Linked DNA regions of Homo sapiens: region 1 is linked to region 2. A link is an interaction called in ENCODE POLR2A ChIA-PET data of the cell type or tissue named here. Cell type or tissue: endothelial cell of umbilical vein. All regions are shown on one strand. Links, peaks and the distances in the headings refer to the core of each region. The heading gives the core; the rest is flanking DNA. Region 1 has its middle 75 kb from the start of LRRC70. Region 2 overlaps IPO11 (importin 11).

Region 1 (11,372 bases), core at 1,889-9,888, 220 kb before region 2:
CTGCATCTATTGAGATAATCATGTGGTTTTTGTCATTGATTCTGTTTATATGCTGGATTATGTTTACTGATTTGCATACGTTGAACCAGCCTTGTACCCCAGGGATGAAGCCCACTTGATCATGGTGGATAAGCTTTTTGATGTGCTGCTGGATTCGGTTTGCCAGTATTTTGTTGAGGATTTTTGCATTGATGTTCATCAGGGGTATTGGTCTAAAATTCTCTTTTTTTGTTGTGTCTCTGCCAGGCTTTGGTAACAGGATGATGCTGGCCTCATCAAATGAGTTAGGGAGGATTCCCTCTTTTTCTATTGATTGGAATAGTTACAGAAGGAATGGTACCAGCTCCTCCCTGTACCTCTGGTAGAATTCGGCTGTGAATCCATCTGGTCCTGGACTTTTTTTGGTTGGTAAGCTATTAGTTGTTGCCTCAATTTCGGAGCCTGTTATTGGTCTATTCAGAGATTCAACTTCTTCCTGGTTTAGTCTTGGGAGAGTGTATGTGTAGAGGAATTTATCCATTTCTTCTAGATTTTCTAGTTTATTTGTGTAGAGGTGTTTATAGTATTCCCTGATGGTAGTTTGTATTTCTGTGGGATTGCTGGTGATATCCCCTTTATCATTTTTTATTGTGTCTATTTGATTCTTCTCTCTTTTCTTCTTTATTAGTCTTGCTAGCGGTCTATCAATTTTGTTGATCTTTTAAAAAAAAAAAACCAGCTCCTGGATTCATTGATTTTTTGAAGGATTTTTTGTGTCTGTATCTCCTTCAGTTCTGCTCTGATCTTAGTTATTTCTTGCCTTCTGCTAGATTTTGAATGTGTTTGCTCTTGCTTCTCTAGTTCTTTTAATTGTGATGTTAGGGTATCAATTTTAGATCTTTCCTGCTTTCTCTTGTGGGCATTTAGTGCTATAAATTTCCCTCTACACACTGCTGTGAATGTGTCCCAGAGATTCTGGTACATTCTGTCTTTGTTCTTGTGGGTTTCAAAGAACATCTTTATTTCTGCCTTCATTTTGTCATGTACCCAGTAGTCATTCAGGAGCAGGTTGTTCAGTTTCCATGTAGTTGAGCGGTTTTGAGTGAGTTTCTTAATCCTGAGTTCTAGTTTGATTGCACTGTGGTCTGAGAGACAGTTTGTTATAATTTCTGTTCTTTTACATTTGCTGAGGAGTGCTTTACTTCCAACTATATGGTCAATTTTGGAATAGGCATGGTGTGGTGCTGAAAAGAATGTATATTCTGTTGATTTGGGGTGGAGAGTTCTGTAGATGTCTATTAGGTCCACTTGGTGCAGAGCTGAGTTCAATTCCTGGATATTCTTGTTAACTTTCTGTCTCGTTGATGTGTCTCATGTTGACAATGGGGTGTTAAAGTTTTCCATTATTATTGTGTGGGAGTCTAAGTCTCTTTGTAGGTCTCTAAGGACTTGCTTTATGAATCTGGGTGCTCCTGTATTGGGTGCCTATATATTTAGGATAGTTAGCTCTTCTTGTTGAATTGATCCCTTTACCATTACATAATGGCCTTCTTTGTCTCTTTTGATCTTTGTTGGTTTACAGTGTGTTTTATCAGAGACCAGGATTGCAACACCTGCCTTTTTTTGTTTTTCCATTTGCTTGTTAGATCTTCCTCCACCCCTTTATTTTGAGCCTATGTGTGTCTCTGCATGTGAGATGGGTTTCCTGAATACAGCACACTGATGGGTCTTGACTCTTTATCCAATTTGCCAATCTGTGTCTTTTAATTGGAGCATTTAGCCCATTTACATTTAAGGTTAATATTGTTATTTGTGAATTTGATCCCATCATTACTATGTTAGCTGGTTATTTTGCTCATTAGTTGATGCAGTTTCTTCCTACCCTCGATGGTCTTTACAATTTGGAATGTTTTTGCAGTGGCTGGTACTGGTTGTTCCTTTCCATGTTTAGTGCTTCCTTCAGGAGCTCTTGTAAGGCAGGCCTGGTGGTGACAAAACCTCTCAGCATTTGATTGTCTGTAAAGGATTTTATTTCTCCTTCACTTATGAAGCTTAGTTTGGCTGGATATGAAATTCTGGGTTGAAAATTCTTTTCTTTAAGAATGTTGAATATTGTCCCTACTCTCTTCTGGCTTGTAGAGTTTCTGCTGAGAGATCAGCTTTTAGTCTGATGGGCTTCCCTTTGTGGGTAACCCGACCTTTCTCTCTGGCTGCCCTTAACATTTTTTCCTTCATTTCAACTTTGATGAATCTGACAATTATGTGTCTTGGAGTTGCTCTTCTCGAGGAGTATCTTTGTGGCGTTCTCTGTATTTCCTGAATCTGAATGTTGGCCTGCCTTGCTAGATTGGGGAAGTTCTCCTGGATAATATCCTGCAGAGTGTTTTCCAACTTGGTTCCATTCTCCCCGTCACTTTCAGGTACACCAATCAGACAGAGGTTTGGTCTTTTCACATAGTCCCATATTTCTTGGAGGCTTTGTTTGTTTCTTTTTTTTCTTTTTTTCTCTAAACTTCTCTTCGTGCTTCATTTCACTCATTTCGTCTTCCATCACCGATACCCTTTCTTCCAGTTGTTCGCATCGGTTACTGAGGCTTGTGCATTTGTCACGTAGTTCTCATGCCATGGTTTTCAGCTCCGTCAGGTCCTTTAAGGACTTCTCTGCATTGGTTATTCTAGTTAGCCATTCGTCTAATTTTTTTTTCAAGGTTTTTAACTTCTTTGCCATGGGTTCGGACTTCCTCCTTTAGCTCAGAGTAGTTTGATTGTCTGAAGCTTTCTTCTCTCAACTCATCAAAGACATTCTCCGTCCAGCTTTGTTCCGTTGCTGGTGAGGAGCTGCGTTCCTTTGGAGGAGGAGAGGCACTCTGATTTTTAGAGTTTCCAGTTTTTCTGCTCTGTTTTTTCCCCATCTTTGTGGTTTTATCTACCTTTGGTCTTTGATGATGGTGATGTACAGATGGGGTTTTGGTGTGGATGTCCTTTCCGTTTGTTAGTTTTCCTTCTAACAGTCAGGACCCTCAGCTGCAGGTCTGTTGGAGTTTGCTGGAGGTCCACTCCAGACCTTGTTTGCCTGGGTATCAGCAGCGGAGGCTGCAGAACAGCGGATATTGGTGAACAGCAAATGTTGCTGCCTGATTGTTCCTCTGGAAGTTTTGTCTCAGAGGAGTACCCGGCCGTGTGAGGTGTCAGTCTGCCCCTATTGGGGGATGCCTCCCAGTTAGGCTACTCGGGGGTCAGGGACCCACTTGAGGAGCCAGTCTGTCTGTTCTCAGATCTCCAGCTGCATGCTGGGAGAACCACTACTGTCTTCAAAGCTGTCAGACAGGGACATTTAAGTCTGCAGAGGATTCTGCTGCCTTTTGTTTGGCTATGCCCTGTCCCCCAGAGGTGGAGTCTATAGAGGCAGGGGAGCCTCCTTGAGCTGCAGTGGGCTCCATCCAGTTCGAGCTTCCTGGCTGCTTTGTTTACCTACTCCAGCCTCGGCAATGGCACGCGCCCCTCCCCCAGCCTCACTGCCACCTTGCAGTTTGATCTCAGACTGCTGTGCTAGCAATGAGCGAGGCTCTGCGCGTGTAGGACCCTCTGAGCCAGGCGCGGGATATAATCTTCTGGTGTGTCGTTTGCTAAGACCGTTGGAAAAGCGCAGTATTAGGGTGGGAGTAACCCCATTTTCCAGGTGCTGTCTGTCACCCCTTTCTTTGACTAGGAAAGGGAATTCCCTGACCCCTTGTGCTTCCCGGGTGAGGCGATGCCTCGCCCTGCTTTGGCTCACGCTCTGTGCACTGCACCCACTGTCCTGCACCCACTTTCCGACACTCCCTAGTAAGATGAACCCGGTACCTCAGCCGGAAATGCAGAAATCACCCATCTTCTGCATCGCCCATGCTGGGAGATGTAGACTGGAGCTGTTCCTATTCGGCCATCTTGGCTCCACCCCCCAACTTCCTCTAAAAGTATTTTCAATATCGTCATAGTTAGGCTTTAAAAAAAACATGGAGTAATATATATATGTGTGTATATGTGTAAAATCCTTCACATATGCATCACAATATTAAGGGTGGCTATTTCTTGGTGATTGGATTATGAATGTTTGTTGACTATGAATGCTTCTTTACCTTTTTCTTTTCTTTTTCCAGTCTCTCAGTAATGAACATTATTACCTTTATAATCAGAAACAAAGGTAAATTGTGCATGCATGCAGACACACACACACACACACACACACACACACACATACACACACACACACACACACAGTCCCCACAGGGATCCTTAAGTTACCCTGAGCTGTGGACACTGTCTGAATGAACACACTGGTGGGCCTCATCTTTGGAGGTCAATGCACAGTCAGCAGGCCTAACTAAGCAGCAAGAAATACAGATGATAATGTCAATCCTTCAGAAATGTGCTTGGCTGATTCCAGATGTTCTCAAAATCCAAACTACATTTAGGAATCTTGATGCAGCATCAGAAGGGAACAAAACAGATGGAGTGCTGATCCTACTGAGCATTGCTTGTTTTCATTTCATTATGCTTTAAAAGAAATTTCTACCAAGTCAATGTTTACCCAAATGACTTTATTCTTCATTTTATCACATATCTGGTAACCAAGAACAATGTCTTCCCCTTGTCCTTGAAGGACAGGCAACTTTCCTCCCAAGTCTTTAAAAGGGATGAGTCAGGGAAAACTAAACTGGCAGGGGACACACACGTGGTCCTTCCACCTAGCCACCCTCAAACCTGCCCTCTGTCCCTCCACCATGAAGCTGCCTCTGTGTTTGCTGCTTTTGAGGAATTCTTGTGAATCAAAATGGCAGAACCATATAATACTACCAACAACACAATAGTAAGAACGTGTACTGGCTAACTACTATGTGCCAGGAAATGTCCTTAACACTTTCCATATATTAAATATCTCATTTAATCTTCATGAGAATCCTGCAAGAGAAATACTAGCACCATCTCCATTTTACAGAGGAGGACACCGAGGAATAGAGAGAGACAGTAACTTTGCCAGAACCACATAGCTAATGTGTGATGAGGCTGGATTCTGAACACAGGAAGTCACAAAGGAGAAACCATATTAAGAAGAAAAAGCAAGCCCAGGTGCAGTGGCTCACGCCTGTCATCCCAGCACTTTGGGAGGCCGAGGTGGGTGGATAACTTGAGGTCAGGAGTTTGAGACCAGCCTGGCCAACATGGTGAAACCGCATCTCTACTAAAAAGACAAAAAAGTAGCTAGGCGTGGTGGCAGGTGCCTATAATCCCTGCTACTCTGGACGCTGAGGCAGGAGAATTGCTTGAACCTGGAGGCAGAGGTTGCAGTGACCTGAGGTCGTGCCACTGCACTCCAGCCTGAGCAACAGAGCCAGACTTTGTCTCAAAAAAAAAAAAAAAAGAAAAAAGAAAAAGACAAAAAAGAACAAAAATCAAGTCTGAAGCTCAGGTACACAGCTGGCTGCCCTTGATGGAAGTGAAAATTGGACTATGCCAGAGAAGCAGCAGAGAAGTGAGACTGCACTGGAAAACAGACCAGTGTAAACAGACAAGGGCATCAGAACTTTAACACGGGAGACAGCTAAGCAAGTGCACTAAGTAAGGACTGGAAGACAAAGAAGTGAAGTGATGCGACGTTCATGAAGCAAATGGGGAAGCGGGTGTAGTCAAACAAGTCCAAGAAGCCATTCCATGGGGAAAAGGGTCATGGAGAGGAAGGGAGGTGAGCATGTGAAGACCGGATACAAAGGACATGAAACAAAAAAAGCAGCGACAAGATGATTGACCTGACAGCCAGGAGGAAGCACAGAAATGCAGGGGCTCAGATGTTCCCACTCTGGGAAAGCAAAAAGCAAAGAGGGAAACAACTGATTGGAGGGGGAATTGCATCATTTCCTTTTCACTGTTATTTTAACCTCATGTCTTCCTCAGCCACTCTGCCAAACAGATCGAGAGGGATGAACCCCTCCCTCAGGGCTTAATATCCTGTAGAGTGAAATGGCAATGCAGTGGCTGCCACTGTCCCATGGCACTTGGGGTTAGGTCGGATGATTGGTTTTCTGTATGTCCTCTATGTTCTTAGGGATTCCTGCCAAGAATGAGGTGTGATTTCAGGTGAGTAGCTGCCATTTAAAAGGGGCTTCTTAGCCGGGTGCAGTGGCTCACACCTGTAATTTCAGCACTTTGGGAGGCCAAGCCAGGAGGCTCACTTGAGTCCAGGAGGCTGAGATCATCCTGGGCAGCATAGTGAGAACTTCATCTCTACAACTAAAAAAAAAAATTAGCTGGGTGTGGTGGTGCATGCCTGTCATTCCAGTTACCCAGGAGGCCAAGGCAGGAAGATCGCTTCAGCCCAGGAGTTTGAGACTGCAGTGAGCTATAAACGGTCACAGGCATGTGACCCAGGCCCACAGTCTTTTGGCCACAGTGGTTGGTCCAGAGTCAGGTCTGTGGCCCAATAAGCATCAAGGATATGCAATAAGACCTTTGTTGGTGCCACTGCACTCCAGCCTGGTAGACATAGTGAGACCCTGTTTCTGGTGCTGGGGGGTGGGAAGAGAGAGAGAGAGAAAAAAAAAAAAAAGAAAAAAGAGGATTCTTCTTTCACAGGATTATTGTGGCTATGAAATAAGATCATATATGGAAAGGACAGGTGTATAGGGCTTAACAATTGCTATATGCTCAAAGAAAGGTGCCATGGGAGAAGGGTGTCCCTCTTCTACTCAAAATATTCAATGGCTGCCACCATCAGCAAGACACAAGTGCAGACACCCTGGCCTGGCACTGAAAGCCCTGCATTGACTAGCCCCAACTTACAGTTCTACAACCTTAATCACAGAATTAATTTACTAAACCTACATTTTACCAGCTTTCATCCTACTCAGAAATGCCAAAATACTTATATAAGAGGATTTAAGCATTAAAGGACATGGGTCCCATTCATCACAGAGCTCAGCCAGGGATCACAGAAGTTGATCTACCAAGTAACTCTTTCAGGTCCGGGAGGGAGAGGGGAGGAACGTCCTAAGTTGTGTCCTGAAATAAGGATCAAGTTTGGATAAGATGACAGTGCTGAGTCCCTGGAACGCAGCTTTCATATCAGGCAGCGGCAGAATGGGAGGGAGACACTGGTGAAGTCAATGTTGAATGAAAAACAAAGAGGAGCAAAGGTCATATACTTTCATTTAGAAAAATGGAGCTGGAATATTGATGGCCGCAAATAGGCAGGCTTAAAAGTAAGCAAACAGTGAGATGAGATTGTACCACTGCACTCCAGTCTGGATGATAAAATGAGACCCTGTCTCCAAAAAAAAAAAAAAGAAAGAAAAAGAAAAAAATAAGCCAACAGTTGTGTGCACAGGGCCCACATGGCAAAGCCGGAGGAATCCTAGATCAAGTAAGAAGAAAACTGCTGAGACGTTGTTCTCCAGGATAACTAAGTTACTTGGCCTATATTCTAGACACACAGATCTCATTTTTACTTCTCTTTTGGTTCACTGCAAAGGGGCTGCTTTATTTATTATTGTTGTATCTGCCATACAGCAGCCAGGTGTTCTTCTCCTGGCAGTGCGCTCCCCTCTGCTCACCTGCTTATGATGCTATTGCTAATTCCGGAGGCAGGCATATGACCCAGGCCCACAGTCTTTTGGCCACAGTGATTGGTCCAGAGTCAGGTCTGTGGCCTAATAAGGACCAATGAGATGTAGTAAGACTTTTGTTGGGGCAGCAGGTGATAAGCCATTTGCTTTTTTTGCTGGAACTTCCATAAGTCAGATGACACATACCTGGAGCTGCCCAGGAAGCCAACACCATAGAAGACACAGCCAAGAAATGGAGAAACTGGGTCCTGCCACACTGTTTGAGCACTTGGATCAGACTGCACCTGAAGCCAATATAGCCCAACTATATCAATTAAGTGAGCCAATCAATTCCTGCTTTTCTTAAGCCAGTATAAATTGGATTCCAACCTCACAACTGAAAGAGTCACAACTAACAGAGAAATGGAAGCTGAAACTTAAATAAACTATCTCTGCCAGAGAGCTGGGTGACCCATGCCCTGGGAGAGACACTCTACTTCACTGCACTTGCCCAGCACACCTTAACACAAAGGCCAGGACTCATCAGAGGGCAAGATGGTGCTGCCTCCCAAACACCCAATCAGCTCTTAGCCAAGACTTGCTGGGAAAATACCCAACTTCTCCTGGAAGCAGAGACACCTCAGGTAGCCAGGAGGAGAAGCCAGCTGTAGGAGACCCTATGTACGGTTTCTATCTCATAATCTTCTCCATGGCCAGCTCTTCTTGCCCACTTTCCCCAGCTGAAACTGTCTTTGCCAGTAGAGTTGGTCCTACTGCAATCCCGTGACCACACTGAGTGTCCCTCTGATTCCACACAGTGGCTCCTCCCTGCCTAGACTTCTCCATCCCCTTCTTTTCATCATCAACCTTGCCCTTATTCCTAGGCCTGGTTCAAAGCTTTTCCATTTTCTCTGGATGCAACAACCCACATTTGAACCCAGTTTCCATATCCGTTAAGTGGGATAATAATCTCTTAGGGAAGCAGCTATTAAAACATAGTAAGTTTGAGACCAGCCTGGGCAACATAGTGAAACCCCCTTCTCTACAAAAAAATACAAAAATTAGCCAGGCATGGTGGCATGCACCCATAGTCCCCTCAGGAGTTGGAGGTGGGAGGATCACTTGAACCCAGGAGGTCAAGGCTACAGTAAGCTGAGATCATCCCACTGTACTCCAGCCTGGGTGACAGAGTGAGACCCTGTCTCTAAATAAATAAATATAATGATAATATTATAATAGCCAACATTGATGGAGCACTTTAATATACATCAGGCACTATTCTGAGTGCTTTACATGTGTTAACTCATTTAATCTTTATGTACCCCTATCAAGGCGTTGTTATATACATTTAGACAATGGAGCACAGGAAGGTTAAGTAATTGCCCAATGTCATGCAGCTAGAAGGTGACAGAGCCATATTTAAAACCCAAGCACTTTGGTGCCAGAGCTTTGATTCTGAGCTGCTGCATTCCAACTGCCCTTACTGGTGTTAGGATGAAGTGAGAGATGAGGATGCAGGAATGTCAGAAATCTGCCCAAACCACTTCCATCCCGAACTGTAAATCTGCTCACAGAAGTATACTTACACGTGACCACGGCAGGATACTTTTAAAATTACTATTACTTGTCACTTAGGTATGAGGTCTAAGAAGGACCCTCCCTTCCCCTAAACCCAAATCTAGGCCTTGTCACCATCCAGCTGCCGAAGGAAGCCTGAGGCAATGCTAACTGTGCCCCAGGGCACCACAAGAAAATCTGGAACTAGGACTGGATTAGCGCAATCTCTCACCCAAACTGGAAACTAAACTAGGATAACCTATGTTCTGATGTGCTCTGACAAATTCCTGGTTTATGACAAAAGTCTTGGTTTATGTATGTTTCCCTGGTGCAGATATTAAAAATTTCCTAAGTTTGGTTTGGAGCATAAATTAGTTGGTCACCCTAGGCTTGCCTATATGTGAACTAAGGGAGTGAGAATATCACAGACTCCTTTCCTTTCCTACCATGATGACCTCTCTGATTCATGTGACTGCTCCTGTGCACCTTCCTGAAGCCAGTGATGTCATCTCAACTCTGCAGGGACACCCCCTTGAGGGTTAACTCCAGAAGTTCTAAAATGGGTAAGAGTAGACGGTCACTCCATGGCCAGACTACAAAACAGATAAAACCAGACAAAAACAAACTACATTAGGCAGCACAGGCTGCTACATCAAAATACCTACACTGGGTGGCTTCAACAATACACATGTATTTCTCACAGTTCTGAAGCCTGTGAAGTCTAAGACCCAGGCATCAGCAGATTCAGTTCCTGATAAGTGCCCTCTTCCTGGCCTGCAGATGGCTGCCTGCCTGCCGTCTCACTGTGTCCTCACAGCTGAGGGGAGAGAGGGGGCGAGCTCTGCTCTGTCCCCTTCCTTTTCTTATAAAGACACGAATCCCACCATAGGGGGCCCACCCTCATGACCTCATCTGAACCCTGAACCTAATTGCCTCCCAAAGGCCCCACCTGTAAATTCATCATATTGGGCGTTACAGCTTCAACATATGAATTATGGGGAGATACAAACATTCAGTTCATAACACAAACAACCCGCCCCACTCCCATCACCCATCTCAACCAGTATTTAGCTCCATTTCCACTCAGGTCTCTGCTTAAATATCACCTTAAGAGAGCGCTTTCTAAGACCACCCTTCTCAAACAGCATCCCCGGCATCACCTTCTCAGTCCCTATACACAGCTCAGATTTTCTTCCTAGCAACAGTGTGTGTGTGTGTGTGTGTGTGTGTGTGTGTCTACATTTTTAAGTGATTGTCTCCCCTGGTGAAAATGTGAGCTCTATAGGAGGAATGCCAAGCAGAAACCCTCTATGTGAAATTTCAAGCGGGAAGCTGCCACTCATTCATTCCCCTTTCCAGCCCTTCCTCACTAGGCTTTGTCAAGATAAATGTGTTCATGCATGTGTGGACCATATAAACCAGCACTCTCAAATCATCTATGCACAGACAGGAAGCTTATTTTTCTGACTGTATGCTGTTTCCTTTAATAGGGGAGTCTCTATTCCCACTCAGTCGGGAAATGAAATTTGTCCCAATCCAGTAAATTCAAGCCACAGTGGCATTTTTAAAAATTGGTTTTATTTGAAACTGTAGTCCCTCTTGGGTAAATATTCAAATTTGGGTACATTTGTCAGGTTTGACTGTCCAGTTTAAATGCTCCCTCTGGTTAAACTCCATGTTACTGCCCACCTCCTCTGATCTGACCCTAATCTCTAGAAAGCCTCACCCTTGCCCATCAGTGTGCAGCAACAGCCTCTTGGGGAAGGTGAGAGTTCACATCCCATGACCGGCTGGTTCTGCTCTTGCTTCACACAATCTCAGCTGAGAGGCAGCTGCCAGCCTTGCTTCCAGAATCATCTGAGCCTCACAGGAGACTTCTCTTCAGACCCTGACCTTGGAGAGGGCCGGAGGGGGTAGGGAACAGGTCAAGTTCCCCTCCCAGCACCTGACCTCTGCTCTCTGCAGGAAGCCTGAAGGGGCTGTGGCAGGAAGGGGGCCGGTGGGCCAGCCAGGCCACAGCTGGGACAGCCTCCCTGGTCTGCTCCATGGTTCCATCCCCTCCCGGCCAGGGTGCACTGTGCCTCACCTCATGATCTGGGGTTTTTCGTCTTGGCTGAGGGCTGGTCATGAAGGAAGAACTCTCCATACTCTGTCTCAAGTACTGCCACAAGAAATAGGCTTTCTCTTCCACTTGATTCCCCAACCATAAGTGCTCCATAAAGTGTAAAGCCCCACACACTTATGAGGTGGTGTTGGTGC
Region 2 (11,372 bases), core at 1,200-9,199:
TAAAATTAACTACTAAATCTGTTAACCACGTACATAGCAGTTATAACTGAATACTAATGTGATTACAAATGTATACTACTCCATTCCCACCATAGAGAAAGAATGCATAAGACTCAGAAATTAACACCTAGCTGGTTCAGAGTTGACCTGGGATTTCCTTCTGAATGGCTTTTTTTTTCTTCCAAATCCTAACCTTATATTTCTCTTTCTTTTTTCTTGAGATGGGGTCTCTCCATGTCGCCCAGGATGATCTCAAACTCCTGTGCTCAAGCAATCCTCCTGCCTCAGCCTTTTAAGTGGGTACGACTAAAACAGAGGGCTTTTGTTCAACATGACTGACTCAGCATGATCCTTGCAAGCAGAGGGCCAACATCACACGCACACGCACACACGCACACACACACACACACACACACACACACACACACACACTCAAATGGAAAACCATGAAGAAAACAATAATATAGCTGTTGATTTGTCATTACCTAAATAGAACACTTATTCAGTAGTAAACACTTTTTTTGCATTTTTTTTAAATATCAAACACTTCACAAATCTCCACATCATCCTTGCACAGAGACCATGCTAATCGTCTCTGTATTGCTCCAATTTTAGTATATGTGCTGCAGAAGTAAGCGCTAACACATCCTTTTACATAAACAAGTATTCTTACACCTTCCTGAATTTGGGAAGGATTATACTCAAGGAATAGGGGAAGTGATGGAACTTACTGAGGTGCTACACGTCTCCAGTAGCGATCAATTCCATGTTTAAAATACAGTACAGCAAGCCACCTTACATTTATATCCAAAGTGTGGTTGGTGAAAATATTCTATAAATAAAAAACATAATATTAGAATTAGCATGGAATAAGTAAAAAGTATAATTAATGTACCCACAATAAAGTATGGACAGATCTTTGTTTTGTTTTGTTTTGTTTTGTTTTGTTTTTGAGACAGTTTCACTCTCGTCGCCCAGGCTGGAGTGCAATGACACGATTTCGGCTCACTGCAACCTCCGCCTCCCAGGTTCAAGAGATTCTCCTGCCTCAGCCTCCCAAGTAGCTGGGGTTACAGGTGCCTGCCACCAAGCCCAGCTAATTTTTTGTATTTTTTTTTTGTAGAGACAGGGTTTCACCATGCTGGCCAGGCTGGTCTCGACCTCTTGACCTCAGGTGATCCATTCGCCTTGGCCTCCCAAAGTGCTGGGATTACAGGCATGAGCCACCACACCCAGCCTGGACAGATCTTTTAATTAAATTTGTTTATATTCTATCACTACATATATCATATCGATATTTATGAAGTATATATAGTTCTACAATTCATATAAGAAGTACACCTGCTCAGTTGTATGTTAACTGTTCAAAGCTGAGTAACACACATGTAGAGTCATTGTACTATTCTGCTTTAAGGTGTGTTTGAAAATTCCCCTAGTAAAAAAATTAAATTCAGAAACAAGCAAACCTAATTATTTTTCAAATGAATACCATAAGCCCATACATATTCAATAAAATATATAACTTCCAAATTAGAAAAAGTAGGCCCACTACAGCATAGATTCAAAGATTCTAAGGAGTCAAGGCCCCGGGGTTAATACATGCTATGAAATAAAACTATTTCATAGTACCCTCCTTATCAAAACAATTATCCTTGTAAATAAGTTTGATAAAGCTGGGCGCGGTAGCTCACGCCTGTAATCCCAGCACTTTGGGAGGTCGAGGCAGGCGAATCACGAGGTCAGGAGATCGAGACTATCCTGGCCAACATGGTGAAACCCCATCTCTACTAAAAATACAAAAATTAGCTGGGCATGGTGGCGCATGCCTGTAATACCAGCTACTCGGGAGGCTGAGGCAGGAGAATAGCTTCAACCAGGAAGGTGGAGGTTGCAGTAAGCCGAGATCGCGCCACTGTGCTCCAACCTGGTGACAGAGTGAGACTCTGTCTCAAAAAAAAAAAAAGTTTGATAGCAGAACATTTTTAAGAGATATAAAGCGGCCGGGCATGGTGGTTCATGCCTGTAATCCCTGCACTCTGGGAGGCCGAGGCAGGTGGACCACCATGAGGTCAGGAGTTCGAGACCAGCCTGGCCAACATGATGAAACCCCATCTCTACTAAAAATACAAAAAATTAGCTGGGTGTGGTGGTGCACATCTATAATCCCAGCTGCTAGTAGGCTGAGGCAGGAGAATTGCTTGAACCCAGGAGGCGGAGGTTGCAGTGAGCAGAGATCGCACCACTGCACTCCAGCCTGGGCAACAAGAGCAAAACTCTGTCCCATAAAAAAAAAAAAAAAAAAAAAAAAAAAAAAAAAAGGCCAGGCACAGTGGCTCATGCCTGTAATCCCAGCACTTTGGGAGGCCGAGGGGGACAAATCACCTGAGGTCAAAGGTTCAAGACCAGCCTGACCAACATGGAGAAATCCCGTTTCTATAAAAATACAAAATTAGCCAGGCATGGTTGCGCATGCCTGTAATCCCAGCTACTTGGGAGGCTGAGGCAGGAGAATCACTTGAACCCGGGAGGGGAGAGGATGTTGTGAGCTGAGATCGCACCATTGCACTCCATCCTGGGCAACAAGAGTGAAACTCTGTCTCAAAAAACAAGAGAGATAAAGCTACATGTGATGTGAATAATCTCAACTCAACATTAACCATTACTCAAAAAAAGTATGCATTATGTTAATCCAAATAATAATAATGACTATAATTATACTATGTCTCAGACCAAAAACAACTCAAATTCCCAAAGGTGACCTCTTAAACCTTGTATAGGAAAACCCCAAAGCCAAAAATGATGTGGAAGTATGTCCTTTGCTATAGAAAAACATTTGTAAGTTTTTTTTTTTGAGATGGAGTCTCACTCCCGTTGCACTGACTGGAGTGCAGTGGCGCGATCTTGGCTCACTGCAACCTCCACCTCCCGGGTTCAAGCGATTCTCCTTCCTCAACCTCCCGAATAGCTGGGATTACAGGCATGCACCACCACTCCCGGCTAATTTTTGTGTTTTTAGCAAAGACGGGCTTTCACCATGTTGGCCAGGTGGGTCTTGAACGCCTGACCTCAGGTGATCCACCTGCCCTGGCCTCCCAAAGTGCTAGGATTACAGGGGTGAGCCACTGTGATCAGCCAAGTATTTTTTAAAAAGGAATGCAGGCTGGGCGCAGTGGCTCACGCCTGTAATCCCAGCACTTTGGGAGGCCGAGGTGGGCAGATTATTTGAGGTCAGGAGTTAGAGACCAGCCTGGCCAACATGGTGAAACCCTGTCTCTACTAAAAATACAAAAAATTAGCTAGGCATGGTGGGGGGGCGCCTGTAATCCCAGCTACTCAGGAGGCGGAGGCAGGAGAATCGCTTGAACCCAGGAGGCAGAAGTTGCAGTGAGCTGAGATCACACCACTGCACTCCAGCCTGGGCAACACAGCGAGACTCCACCTCAGATAAAAAAAAAAAAAAAAAAAGGGGACGTACACTATACAGCCAATTTTAGAAAATCATGTCTAAATACAAAAAAAAAGAAAAAAGATTACAAATATAGTTGTGTAACTCACATTTATTCCTTCGAACCACTGGCAACTGGGTGCAAGTCCCTCTTTTGGGTCTCCATTACAAAACATGCACTTCTTTTACCACATTAATCACATTTGATCTTCACACTTTACATGTCCACCTTCTATACTACATTGAGTCTTGTCTTACGCCTAGAATCTAGCACAGTGCCTGGCAAAGCAGAAACTTCCTAACTTTCTATTGAGCAAATGAGTGAACGAATGGAAGTAATGTGGGAATATTGTGGAAGTTGGTGGATCTCACTCAGTCTATCTCAAATACACTTACAAAAATAAGAAAAGTCAAGCTGCAGATGTCAATCCAAGTAGAAATGTCCTATAAGTACTCTGAAAAACAGGACTAGAACATAAGCCTGAGATCATGTATACAAATACAGGAGTCTCCTGACTAGAATGGACAGCTAGGTAAGATCAAATGTACCTAGATAGCGAGTATAGGGGAAAAAGGAAGACTAAAACACAGCAGCTTTTTAATCTACTGTAAATATAATCTGTTCCATCTAAAAGAAATGTTATATCCCTCTAAGAAGAAAATTACAGGTAATAAAAATAAAGACATTTGGAGGCCAAGGTGGGAGGATCATTTGAGCCCAGGAGTTTGACACCAGCCAACAAAGCAAGACCCTGTCTCTACTTAAAAAAAAAAAAAAGACTGGGCCAGGCGCAGTCGCTCACGCCTGTAATCCCAGCACTTTGGGAGGCCAAGGCGGGCGGATCACAAGGCCAAGAGATTGAGACCATCCTGGCTAACACGGTGAAACCCCATCTCTACTAAAAATACAAAAAAATTAGCCAGGCGTGGTGGCGGGCACCTGTAGTCCCAGCTACTCAGGAGGCTGAGGCACGAGAATGGCATGAACCTGGGAGGCGGAGCTTGCAGTGAGCCTAGATCACCCCACTGCACTCCAGCCTGTGCGACAGAGCGAGACGTCTCAAAAAAAAAAAAAAAAAAAAAAACCTACGCAGTTAGTATTATTAATAAGGTATAGTTATTAATACATAAAAAGACAACAGTTAAGCAATGCCTATTGGTTTTTAAGGTCCAGCAGTAATTAAAATAAGAAATTCTGAAAGTGTTTTATATTTTGGCCAGAAAAAGCACAAGACTAATTATAGAGCATATTCATTTAAATAAGCGTAAGGAGAGTAAAGATACTCAAGAGATTTTTTTTTTTTTTTTTTTGAGATGGAGTCTTACTCTGTCGCCCAGGTTGGAATGCAGTGGTGCAATCTCCACTCACTGCAAGCTCTGCTTCCTGGGTTCACACCATTCTCCTGCTTCAGCCTCCCAAGTAGCTGGGACTACAGGCGCCCGCCACCATGCCTGGCTAATTTTTTGTATTTTTAGTAGAGACGGGATTTCACCGTGTTAGTCAGGATGGTCTCAATCTCCTGGTCACGTGATTCGCCCGCCTTGGCCTCCCAAAGTGCTGGGATGACAGGCATAAGCCACCACACCTGGCCCCGCTGCTCCCCCCCTTTTTTTTTTGAGATGGAGTTTCGTTCTTGTTGCCCAGACTGGAGTACAATGGCACGATCTCAGCTCACTGCAACCTCCGCCTCCTGAGTTCAAGCGATTCTCCTGCCTCAGCCTCATGAATAGCTGCGACTACAGGCGTGCGCCACCACACCTGGCTAATTTTGTATTTTCAGTAGAGATGGGGTTTCAGCATGTCAGTCAGGCTGGTCTCAAACTCCTGACCTCAGGTGATCCACCCGCCTTGGCCTCCCAAAGTGCTGGGATTACAGGAGTGAGCCACTGCACCCGGCCCTACTCAAGAGATTTTCTAAAGATTTATACTATGCCTAAAATTTACAAACATGATGCTAAGATTACATAAAGAATAAGATGTTTTCTTTAGTATCTTTTAAAATCAATCTTTTTTTTTTTACGATTCTGTTACTGAGCCAAACAGCCATCTTTTTTGTTATATTCAGGATAACAAGTCTGACTTTAAACAATTTCCCTTACTGTCATGAACAATATCTTCTTCAATTTAACAAACAACTCAAACTTTTTTAGCCAACAAGTTAAAATATATATGACAACTGCTATCATTTATTTTATTTTGCAAGATATAATAAACAATTTTGCTCTGATTCTATGACCTGGTCACAAATACTGAGTCAGTTTTTAACCCAACGGGGAGCTTTGTTGCCCTGACCAGAAGCTAAACCTCAAACACTAATCAGAGTTCTCAATTTCTCAGAAGAAAAGTATAAGGAAAGTGTTCAACACAAAAAGACTTCTTTCATTCTGGCATTGAGAAAATAATTTTGATTAATTAGTCAAAAACTTTGAACTCCAATAAAGGTTAATTTAAAGCACATATTGTTAATTAATTATACCATTTCCCATTATATCCAAGAAAACATCAGCTGTGTCAAGAGAATGAAATTTTTAGATGAGAAAAGAAAACATTTTAAAGTGAAATACACGGTACACCTGACATTGATGCTGCAATGTGGAGACCTGAACAACTATGACAACATAAATTACCTGGGGTAGGGATAAAGACAAAATATGAAAGAGTGCTACCTAGAGTCCTGATAGTAGACACTTTTAACGTACTAAAACTGAAAATCATCACAGTTTTGCCTTCTGAGCAGATGCTACATATACCTAGCTTATTTTTATATTTATCAATAAATATTTATTTAACACCCTTAAGAAGTCATAAAGTAATAAGATAATGGCAAAGGCATCAGCAGCCAAACATCTGAATCTATTTCACTAAACTACCAATAAAACTAGGGTTTTAAAACAAATTAATGTTGTCTCATTTTATTAAAAAGAAAAGCAAACAATTTTAGAACAACTTACCAGCAACACTGAATAGAAACCTGGCTGTGTCTCCCACTGCTTCAACTGCTCCTCAGCTGGTTTTAACACAGCAGTATCCTGACTGGTGGCCTGTGTTAACACCTGAAGAACAACAGTGCTGGCACTATTGAGATCCATGGAAACCTGGCAATGATAAGTTAACATACTTGAATATGTATTACAAGTAATAAAAAATTAACAGTAAAATAAATGGAGACAAAAAGCTTTCATGTTCTGAATTACTCCCATTCATCTAATCCTTCATGTTCTGCCTTTCTATCTTTTCTAAGTATACCCCATACTCATCCTTAAAATTCATAATCAAATTATTTTTGCTTAAATCAATTTATTCCTAAAGGAAACTCTCTTTCATTGTTCCATAAATAGAAGATAATAAATTGAGGGAGGGGAGATACACACACAAACTTCAAAGTTTCTAAATTCTGAGTAAGTACCATTACGTGCCCAAGACTAAGCATAATGTCTTCTGTCTTCGTTTTAAAAAGGAGATTAATAAGTGTTATAAAAGTATTAAACCATACAGTAAGTAACACCTAACTTTATCCTTGACAAAATCAGAAGGAAGAAAAGAAAACTGCAAAAGAATTGCTTTGACTTGTTAGTAAAGTACTCTCCAACATCATCTTACGTGCCACCAATGGTGCATCTCCAAATCATTTTAAGAAACATACAAAATGAAATGCTATGGGGAAAAAAGCCAAACTGACCTATTAAACAAAAATCTAAAACCTAAGTCAGAAAGGATCTTAAGGGCTGGGTCATCTAATCCTATACCATGTAGCTGAAGCCATTCAACAAACACACAATTTCTTGATTTTGTTGAATTCTCCGGGATTCTGTTTCTAATCACCCCCAAAATTGTATATACAATTCTATACTTAGCAAGTATGTATAGTTATTCACAATATACACGTACAAAATATAAGGATTAAAATTGAAAGCTAAAAATATTGACAGAAAATAAGTCGAAGTTCTCAGTGCAGGGGTGACAGGGAATAGCGTTGTACTGTATTGATACAGCTTAGTGACAGTGGCTATCTCTGTGACCGAAGAATGTTCCAGACAGTAAAAGTCTGAAAGTTATTAGCCTATAAAGAATATAGCCAAAGCAAATGAATTCCTTTGTTAAAATAATTACAATTAAATTGCAGTGAAATGGCAAGATTCCAAATGTTGATTCAACAAGAAATCTGACCTAGATTACCTTTTAGGGAAAATCAACCATTTCAAAACCTATGTAAGTAAAGCAGGGCTAATCAAAAACACAAAAATTTCATTGTACCATCTTAAAAAGGGCCTAATAACTAGAATCTGAAAAATACCAAGTTACTGATAGAGTTGGATTAAGATTTGATTTGATTTTGATTTATTTTTTGAGACAGAGTCTCACTCTGTCACCCAGGCTCGAGTGCAACAGCACAATCTCAACTCACTCCACCTCCCGGGTTCAAGCGATTCTCCTGCCTCAGCCTCCCCAGTATTTGGGATTACAGGCGCACACCACCAAGCCCAGCTAATTTTTGTATTTTTAGTAGAGACGGGGTTTCACCACGTTGGCCAGGCTGGTCTCAAACTCCTGACCCCAGGTGATCCGCCTGCCTCAGCCTCCCAAAGTGCTGGGATTACAGGCATGAGCCACCATGCCCGGCCAGATTGAGATTTTTTTTTTTTTGAGACAGAGTCTTGCTCTGTTGCCCAGGCTGGAGTGCAGTGGCACGATCTCGGCTCACTGCAACCTCTGCCTGCCAGGTCCTTGGCCACCCAAAGTGCTGGGATTACAGGCGCGAGCCACCATGCGCAGCCCAGATTAAGATTTTAAATTTCTGTCACCCAGGCTGTAACACAGTGACGTGATCACTGCTCACGGCAGCCGCGATCTCAAGTGATCTTTCCACCTCAGCCTCCTAAGTAGCTGGGAACACAGACATGCACCACCGGGCCCAGCTAATTTTTTTTTATTTTTTATTTTTTGTAGAGACAAGGTCTCGCTTTGTTGCCCAGGCTGGTCTCAAACTTCTAGGCTCAAGCAATCCCTCCCCAAGTGCTGGGATTACAGGCATGAGCCATGGCATCTGGCCTAATTTTACATTTTCTAGCAGCCACGTTAAGTAGTAAAAAGAAGTATGTAAAAATTAATCCTAATATATATATTTTACTACAGCTGCTCTGATATATATATATATACACATATATATACATATATATACATATATATACATATATACATATATATACATATATATACATATATACATATATACATATATATACATATATACATATATACATATATATACATATATACATATATACACATATATATACATATATATACATATATATATACACATATACATATATATTTTTTTTTTGAGACAGCGTCTCACTCTGTTGCCTAGGCTACAGTGCAGTGGTGCAATCTCAGCTCATGGCAACCTCTGCCTCCCGGGTTCAAGTGATTCTCCTGCCTTAGCCTCCCAAGTAGCTGCGACTACAGGCGCGAGCCACCACGCCCAGCTAATTTTTGTATTTTTAGTAGAGACTGGGTTTCACCATATTGGCCAGGATGGTCTCAAACTCCTGACCTCAAATGATCCGCCTGCCTCGGCCTCCTGAAGTTCTGGCATTACAGGTGTAAGCCACTGCACCAGGCCTAATAGTGTATTTGACTCAATACATCCAAAATGTTATCATTGCAACATGTAACCAATATTTTTTAAATATACTGAGATATTTTACTTTTAATACTAAATCTTCAAAATCCTGTGTATATTTTACACTTAAAGCACATCTCATGGCCAGGTGTGGTGGCTCACACCTGTTAATCCCAGCACTTTGGGAGGCTGAGGCAGACAGATCGCCTGAGCCCAGGACTTCAAGACCCACCTGGGCAACAGAGCAAAATCCCGTCTCTACAGAAAATACAAAAATTACCCAGGTGTGGTGTGCACTTGTAGTCCCAGCTACTAAGGAGGCTAAGGTGGGAGGATCACCTGAGCCCAGGGAGGTCCAGGATACAGTGAGCTGTGATCACGCCACTGCACTCCAGCCTGGGCAACAGAGAAACCCTGTCTCAAAACAAACAAACAAAAAAAAAGACTGACTGCAACTGAGTGTGTCACTTTAGACTGGGTATTCAGTGAAGGCTTCTGAGAAGTGACATTTATGAGAGACGTGAATGACAAGAGAAACCCATGCAAGGATCAGAAGGCAGAGCTTCAGACGGGGAAAACAACTAGAAAAAAGGCCTTGCGATTAGAAACAAACTGAAGAAGGCCAACATGACTGACACTTAGTGAGAAAAGGGGAAAGTGGCGGAAAATGAAGTTGGAGAAAAGGGCAGGAACAAATGGGGCAAAATAAGGTGTCTAGGCTTTTCATATAGGTATAAAAATAGACGCAGGATAGGAAGAACATAAATATATTGCTATCAACATATGAAAGGAAAAAAGCTCTACCAGAACTCATCCTCATCCCACCCCCTCCACCAAAGAAATAAAGATAAAAGTCACAGCCTTGCTTTGGGCTATTCCTAAAAAAATCACTGACTACTGCCAACCCTCAAAGCAATTTTCCCCTAGAGCAAAGATTGTGCAGAGAACATAAATGCACACAGCAAAGCAATCCTTACCCTCACCATTTTTCCTGTTCTAGTGGAATCTGCTAGAGTTTCCCATCCCTGCCTCCTTCCAGTATCTGCCCCATCCAGGTCCTCCCCTTGCTTTGATCCTTGCTCCTAAGAAGCCCATCCAGTCTGGCGGGGAAGAGCTCAGTTCATACATTTTTGGGGCACCTATTTTGTGCCAGACACTGCAGTAGTTGTTAGGATAAGAATCAGAAGAGTCTCTGTTGTCTACCCAAAATCTGTGGGCTACTGGGGTGAGAGGCAGAGGAAGCTACTCTTATTGTTAAAACAAATTGTGAAAAGTACGTTTCTACCATACCAGTTGGCGCCCAGAGTATATCTCCCACACAGAACCAATATACGAACGTGCCTACAGTTGGAAACAAAAATTCTCCTTAAAAGAAACAAGTAAACAAAAGAAAACTCAGCATCTTTACCTGCTACTAACAGATTTATCAGACCTGCAGTGACTTCAGTTTCAGCCATACATAACAATGTTCTTCAGAATATTTGTATTATCTGTGTTTGTCATTAGTTTTAGGGCATTTCACACATACAATAACCCCAGCAAGTCTACTAAATGCCAACACTTTAAGTAGATTGACTTTAAAAAAAAAACAAAAAACAAAAAGGTGCCAAAATTAGAGTAAAAACCGAAGAAGAGTGTTCCAAAATAAAAAGGTTCCCACAGTGAAATAATTTATTCAGGCATGGGTAAATAACCCATGCTAAAACCATTAAATGAAAGAACAGTTGTTGGGGAACAGAATGTTCCCAATGTGTCCAAGTATCACTCCACAGATTACTTGCTAATTGTAATGAAGAAACAAATCTTTAAAATAAAGAAATCCATCGTCAGTCGCCAGCTTAACCAACAGAGTAAATTCAGTTATCAACAACAACAACACAACTTGACCTTAAGTGCCTCCTGATATGATGAAATACGCAGCCCACAGCCTCGCCTCTGAAACATCAAAAACGGTCAACATTAATCTAATCAAGACTGGGCCTAACTTCCAGTTTAAAAGAATTAGAAGAGAAAGAATATTTCTGGAATGATGACATAAGTAGCTCCACAGACCCTCTCCTCAGGGATACAACCCTAACTGGTGAAAATTATAAAAAGCTCAAAGTCTCTGGAAAATGTCTTAACCGCATACAGCAAATACAGAAACATCTATGTGACAAATATTACTAAATCTTGGAAGGAACAGTAAGAATCTGTGGCTTTTGAGCCACAAACCCAGCCCTACCCCACAATGTGAGGAAGCTCTACTCCAGGGACATAACAGCCAAGAACACAGGGCTCTCTCTCACCCTAACTCCCAG

What was found. Peaks named below come from ENCODE experiments on the same cell type or tissue, not always from the same donor. Only the 100,000 strongest peaks of a DNase experiment are listed, where the experiment ranks them.
Region 1: POLR2A ChIA-PET joins it to region 2 with 5 read pairs; 2 of 35 experiments call an interaction of 5 or more read pairs at or near these places.

Annotation. Positions count from the first base shown.
Region 1 is chr5:62,648,167-62,659,538 of GRCh38, reverse strand. No RefSeq gene overlaps it. Among named protein-coding and RNA genes, the nearest start is that of LRRC70, 75 kb to the right of the region's middle. In endothelial cell of umbilical vein, for the core only: no CTCF peak of the experiment used is centred there; a DNase peak (open chromatin) is centred at 5,788.
Region 2 is chr5:62,432,443-62,443,814 of GRCh38, reverse strand. IPO11 (importin 11) reads right to left here. Exons shown (of 30, transcript NM_016338.5): 2 at 6,398-6,541; 3 at 732-832. The coding sequence starts at 6,535. It also overlaps the pseudogene RNU6-661P. Among named protein-coding and RNA genes, the nearest start is that of IPO11, 25 kb to the right of the region's middle. In endothelial cell of umbilical vein, for the core only: no CTCF peak of the experiment used is centred there; no DNase peak of the experiment used is centred there.